2 separate regions of the Homo sapiens genome follow, and region 1 is linked to region 2. A link is a contact called in ENCODE Hi-C or POLR2A ChIA-PET data. All regions are on one chromosome and are shown on one strand. The core of a region is the stretch at or near the end of the contact, and the rest is flanking DNA. Distances in the headings are between cores, read along the strand shown. Region 1 overlaps FLI1 (Fli-1 proto-oncogene, ETS transcription factor). Region 2 has its middle 56 kb from the start of LINC02725.

Region 1 (3,314 bases), core at 219-2,718, 700 kb after region 2:
AAAATAGTATCAATATGGAAAAATAAATGTACTAATTGCTGTAGTGTTTGTGGGCAAAGAATGCAGCTGAGAAAGTGCAGCCTCGTGGAAAGGGCCCCACGGAAGGGAGTCCAGAGGGTTGGCCTCACACTCTTCCCCTTCCCGCTTTATGACCACGAACGTAGTCCTTCAGAACCTTTGTTTCTTCATCAGCAAAGTGGGGGAGGGGAATAATCCTGCCTTCTTCTCCAGTTTATTAGAGTAATTAAATAAGATTATAGATGTGGGAAGGCTCCTATTAAGATCAATGTCTTAAACTATAAAATAATCTACAATTTTCCTTGTCATTATTATTACTGATAACAACAAAATGAGGGGAAATAAGTCTAGAAAATGCATCATCTGCCTGTTCCATTAAAAAGAGACAGAGGCAGAGATGGAGCTGGACACAAGAATTCAACCAGCCTAGGACTTTGTTCTGGCACCTCAGTGTATATTTAAAGTCCTGTATAATAACATAGAAGTAATCATGGTTATCGCTTATTTGTATTGATGGATTTAAGGTGGGCTTTTTATTTCTAAGGTTTGGATACATCTAAGAAAATAGCATACTTCCTAAGATACCATTTGATTTTAATTTTCAGAGAGCTGATCACCAATTTGGGAGAACTTTGTGACTGTATGTTTGGTATAATTCCTTTAGAGATCAATTTGATGATGGAGAAATAATCCTCACATTATCCACATTATCAGATGTCTAGATAAGATAGGAAAGGTAACTTTATCACAGCTGTGTGACCCATGATGGCCTAGGTAGCTGAGTGAACCAGAAGTCTGAACTTGGAAACTAAGTTGTAAAGTTCTTATGAACTTCCTAGGGCTTCCTGAGCCTCCCCCCACCTTTAGATGCCAAGTCTCTTTGCAAATTCATATCATTCCTGCAAACAGAAAATAGTATTTAGAATAATAAGATGTTTTTCAAATTTTCCTTCAAGGGTCCTATGAGCTGGCCTGATAAATTGTTTAACTTTGAAGGGAATTTTGAACAAATAGGACAAGACAATCGAAACACGTATCTAGAATTAGGACATGGTTGATCCCGAAGTTCTTAAATACTGAAACCTCCTTGTGGTATGCAGAGGCCAAATTGATCATCTTTAGGCAGAGATTCCTTAGACATGATCGATGAGGCTATCCATCTAGCGTAACACTGAGACTTTCTTGTGTAAACCCCTCACACCCACTAAACAGGAAATGCAAGCTACTAGAGCTGAACATTCAACCACCCCCTAAGTCCCCACCCTCCACCCCCGCCCAGCATAAGAACATTATTCTTTGCTTTCCTTTCCGAAGAGCTGTAGGCATTCATTCATATATGCAGAGCAATCAGACATCATTAGACAAAGAACACCTGATAATAATTCTCACATTTTGGAATCTTAAGAAACTTCCAATGAAAGGGGTGATACGAGTTGGTAAGCCACAGCTTTTGGCGGTAGCATGAGCCCTCTGGCTTCTGAAACCCTAGAGGCCACAGATAAGATACACTCTTGTAGCAGGCTTGTCATACTTGAAATTCTAACTGGTAGCTTGATATCCTGAGTTGCTTTCTCACTTGAGCAACTTTGGTTGAGAATGTAGGAACCTGGAAAGATTTCTTGAGACATGCTCATTTTAGACACACCCAGAAACATGCCAGGTACAGATGACAATTTCCACTATAGGTAAAACATCTCAAAACAGAAGCCTAAGCTGACAGTGGACCAATAACTGCATTGTTTATTGGTTTCCCAAGGCAAATGTTCAGCAAATTCTGTATATATAATCAACAGAAAATTTTGTTCAGATTCTAGAAAAGATAGCTGCTGTTTTGTATATGTGTGTACTTTCTGCTATAGTAGTATTTGCATAAGTTAAATATTTTCAGTGCAATTTTTATTAGTTTTCAAAATGCACTTTTGTGGGTATCTGTGTGTATGCAGGTGTGTGGGGAGAACCATGAACAAGACAAAGACCCCTTGTCACTGAGGGCAGAGCCTGACTCAGCATCCCAATACAGCCCCTGGTTTGCATTCTTCCCAAAGGAGGCACATTCTAACAAACAAACAACCATGCCAAGCCTCCGACCACAAACCCAACCAAACATTTTCAAAAAGATGTATATATTTCTGTGAAAGAATATGGATATCTTTCAGTGCTCAAGAGGCAGTATTCTGCAGTAGATCTAACTCAAGTGGATAGGGACTTCGGAAAGCCCTTTTTCAAACTGAGTTTGTTGAATCCAGCTAGCTACATGGAAGGGATGGCAGGGCTCAGTGGGAGCAGGACACAGTAGGGGAGGCCAGGGTGCAAGCTCATCCACTCCCTCATCTGTAAAATGGGTTAGTTCCCTGACCACCTCACCACACTATTGTCAGGCCTCCTTCACTGGGAGCTGAAAAAGACAAACGCTGAAGCAGAAAGGAGGGTTTTTACAAACAAGGCTTGAATGATAGACACATATGGGGCATGCGTCTCCCATCACAGCCCCCACCACACCGGAACACGAGCTCTGTTCAACATGGTCCTCCTCTCTAATGTCTATGAGTTCTAGAACTTGAACAAATCTTTGTCAAGAATGTAGTCCAGCTCTGTCTCCAAACCATGAACTCATCTGTGAACAAGACATTTCTATTTTCCTTTATCTTTAAAAATTTATTTTAAATGAAATAAATGATGCATGAATGTATTCTGTAGAAAATTTAAATAGAGATCGAGGAAAAGCCCTCTTGCCTCAGGGTACCCCATAATCTCACTTCCCATCCTAGAAATGGCCATCCAGGGCTTATTGAGGTACCTAAGATAGCTTATGTGAATGATGTCACTTTTAGCCTTAGGAAATGTTCTTTTGGGCTCAGTTCCAGTTACTTTTGTTGTGAGGTTCTTGTGGAAGGTTCACTTTCTATCTACCTGCAGACAAATGCTCGGAGCTTATGATATATAACATCAAGGGCTTGCTTGGCTGTCAGAAGTAGGATTGCTTAATCAAAACCTGTGTGGAAATAGCCTGTTATCTCTATGGACTTAAATGGTCATCAGCAGTTCCCCAAATTCAAGACTCCCATGACAATACCATTGAGTTCTGAAGCTGGAAGGGATCAACAAGACGAGGTTCTACCATTGTTTGAGCCTTAACAAGTCATGGCAAGGTTTTACCTTAATATTGTCATTATTACAGTATAATTTTAGAAGAATGAGTTTATAGGGGAGCAAACATTCTCCATGCTCCCCTTAACGTCACCCTGCTCTCCTGACTTAAGTGCCATCCGCCTTATTTTATAGAAGAAAATACTGAA
Region 2 (3,115 bases), core at 295-2,794:
CTTTTCTTCCTTTTTGGGACGGAGTCTCGCTCTGTCGCCCATGCTGGGGTACGGTGGCACAATCTCGGCTCACTGCAGCCTCCATCTCGGGTTAAAGCAATTCTTTTGCCTCAGCCCCCCGAGTAGCTGGAATCACAGGTGCAGGCCACCACACCCAGCTAATTTTTTTGTATTTTTAGCAGAGAGGGGGTTTTACTATGTTGGCCAGCCTGGGAGCTCCTGACCTCAAGTGATCCACCCGCTTCGGCCTCCCAAAGTGCTGGGATTACAGGAGTGAGGCACAGTGCCCAGCCCAATTCCTTATACTTTAAATGACTCATTTGCCATAGCCCTTTTATTTCATATATTTGTGCAGCGGTCTTAACTCCCCCCCTAAGCTCTTGCATAGGGGCGGGGACCGCGGGCTCTCTCTGAATAGCAGCCTGAGCTGAATGAGGTTCACGGGGTGGCGAGCCAGCAGAGGGGCTCTGTGGAAGGAAAGATCCCGAATGCCCCTCTCATTCTGTGCATCCTCAGATGTTATTTTACTGACTGGAATTTTTTAACGGCTAAAACCAGGACAAAATATGCTTAACAATTCAATACATTTTCTTACAAATAAAAGGAGTAAAATAAATGTATATTCTCCTGCAGAGCTGATCTGGAAGCGTCCTCACACACCCCTTTGCCACCTGGTGGCATCCCCGTTTCTCTTGGATTCCTGAGATGTCCACTGATGTTGTTGTCAGAAAGCATTGAACTCTTCCCTCCCACGATGCAGCGTGTCTGGCTGCCTCGGATATTCACATACCAGTCCAGCTGCCCAGCTCTTTACCCTCTGATTCTTCCCTCCTCCTTCTTCCAAGTCAGAGAGGGACACTGGCTTGTTATCTTTGGGCCCGCAGGTAACGTTTCTACATCGTTCCGGGCCTCACTATTTTTCCCATGTATAGATTAAGGAGATTGTTGTGCTCATCTTTAAATACCCACCTCAAATATTTTCTCTTCCCTTAGCCTATTCCATCTTCCCTATGGGTCTGCCCCGAGAGCTGCTTCTGTGTTCCCAGCGCAACTGAGTATGGTGGCTGTCTCAGCCCTTACCACAGGGCACTGTGAGAGATTGCTGGCCTGTGTCCTCTCTCGATCAGTGAGCTCCTTGGATTCAGTAACCACGTCTTACATGTCTTTAAATCCCAATGATCTGGTTAAATGCCTGATGTCCAGATGCTGTTCCAGAAATGTCAACGCACTGGACCGACATTGGTCCAAGAGGTCACGAATGTACCTTCTTATCCTAAGTGCCCTGCTTTTCCTAATTCTTAATGCAAAGTCAGCTATGTGTCTCTCTATTTATTTTTTTATTGTATGAACAGCGTAAAATGTCATGGAAATTTTGTTCTGCATCTTATCTTATTCATCTTGGTTCACTTCCTTTTATTACACAAAACTTTCATGGTCATGTGGTAAGATATTACTCCACTCTTACAGAGGGTTAGCATTAAAGAAATAAGCAAAGGAAATGTCAAAGGTATTCTGGGAATTTAACTCAAATTATTGTCCTTCCTCATGTTGACCCCTAGGGTGAGCAAGGACTGTAAAATACAAAACAATGAATAAACAAATACCAAGGCCACATCCGTGGTATACAGTGGAAAGTGTGGTGTATATGACCTGTGTGTGGTGTATATATGTGGTGTATAAGAAGGTGTAGTGTATGTGGCTTGTGTGTAGAGGACTTTCAATATCTCTGACTGTTCTGCTCAGGGATACCCTTTATAGCCAATTCCAAGTGCATATAGAGCTTCAAAATCCCCAGGCAATACCACCCGTGTTAAATATCCTCTGACCAAGGGAGAGTATAGGCTCTGTGTGTAAGCTTGGAGTGGCTCGCCAAGATCATCTGTGTACAATCGTGTCATTTTTCATAAACTTTTTCTGAGTCCTGAGGAAGAAACAGCCTTGTGGCCACCATCCATCATTTCTAAAGCTAGCAGCAAAGCCATCCTTGGCAAGACTCCTGCTCTCTAAGCCAAACCACCAACAGCTACTCTTTCACACAAGACTTCCTGGCCTAACCTACACTCTGCTAACCACACAGGCGACGCCCTTCATGACTGTGTTGCAAGGCAGTCATCGCCAGGGTGCAGGCAGCTGGGGACAGAAGGCATATGAAACCAATTTCAATGTGTGGGCAGTAATTTGTAGAGCTTTTGTGGAGTGTGAATTGTGACAGAGGGTAGGGATGGGCTTAACACGGGTCAAAAATGGATGGTCTTTGTAAGAACAAGTTGGGGAAATGCGTGAGGATTTTATGGGGTAATTTTTATGTAATACTTTATTATCCTTTTCACACATATATTAGAAATTGTTGAAGCCATCCCTTCGCCCTCCATATTTGCATAGCATTTTATGTATTTTATATTATTTATTACGATCTTTCATGAATTAGTAATGTATATGCCAGTTTTCCCTGGTAGACCTAGTAGGAGAGGCATTACCATTCATCTATTTGTATCACTTCCACAGTGTCTGGAATAGTGACTGATTTTTGAGTGCCTTTTTAACATGAGTGACATTTTCCATGCTTAATTGATATATGTTTAACTTACTTAATTTCATTATTAAAATAAAGGTAAAGCACAAAACAAAGCGACACTTATTATAAGAAGTCGATGAGCAAAAGTAATCAATTCCAGAGGTTTTGAAGAATACATTCTGACTCTTGGTGATCATTTGTGTGTCATTTGATGAACATGTTTTGGATGACAGTTGAGATTTTTATGTCATTCAGTTTAATTAGCACTTCCATGTAGACTTTCATTTTAATAAATGTCAATCTTTTTTTTCTAAAATATTAACAGTACAAGGAAAGAAAGAGACAAAAGTAATAAAACCACAAATAGGACGACCGAGCTGGAGCTCAGCCATCTAACAGATGTTCCCATGCCAGCATCAACCTGGCTTCTCTCACAGCCAGATCGAAATCAGTCTTTACTTTCCACATGGACAGGAAGGTAAATATTCAGATAATGTGCAGAAGAAAGATTTAGCTGTGATATGATTTGAGGCTCAGGGAGCCTGGAAACAACTGATTATTGAAGCAGAGAGTGTTGAAATAACATGTTGTTTTAAAATT

What was found. A loop is a pair of places that touch in the nucleus more often than their neighbours do. ChIA-PET counts read pairs that join two places held with the same protein, here RNA polymerase II (POLR2A). Pooled maps may share reads with other maps.
Region 1: a pooled map shows a loop between it and region 2 (3-fold over the local background). The contact joins two enhancer-like sites. A Hi-C loop is called at or near these places in 1 of 168 maps with a recorded cell type or tissue (naive thymus-derived CD4-positive, alpha-beta T cell) and 7 of 50 pooled maps. POLR2A ChIA-PET finds 5 or more read pairs at or near these places in 1 of 52 experiments (common myeloid progenitor, CD34-positive).

What each region holds. Positions count from the first base shown.
Region 1 is chr11:128,734,888-128,738,201 of GRCh38, forward strand. All of the region lies in intron 1 of FLI1 (Fli-1 proto-oncogene, ETS transcription factor), which reads left to right. Among named protein-coding and RNA genes, the nearest start is that of SENCR, 41 kb to the left of the region's middle. Within about 2 kb of position 1,469, at least 6 of the 41 ENCODE cell types and tissues checked have a DNase peak (open chromatin) inside an H3K27ac peak, as active enhancers do.
Region 2 is chr11:128,037,772-128,040,886 of GRCh38, forward strand. No RefSeq gene overlaps it. Among named protein-coding and RNA genes, the nearest start is that of LINC02725, 56 kb to the right of the region's middle. Within about 2 kb of position 1,545, at least 9 of the 41 ENCODE cell types and tissues checked have a DNase peak (open chromatin) inside an H3K27ac peak, as active enhancers do.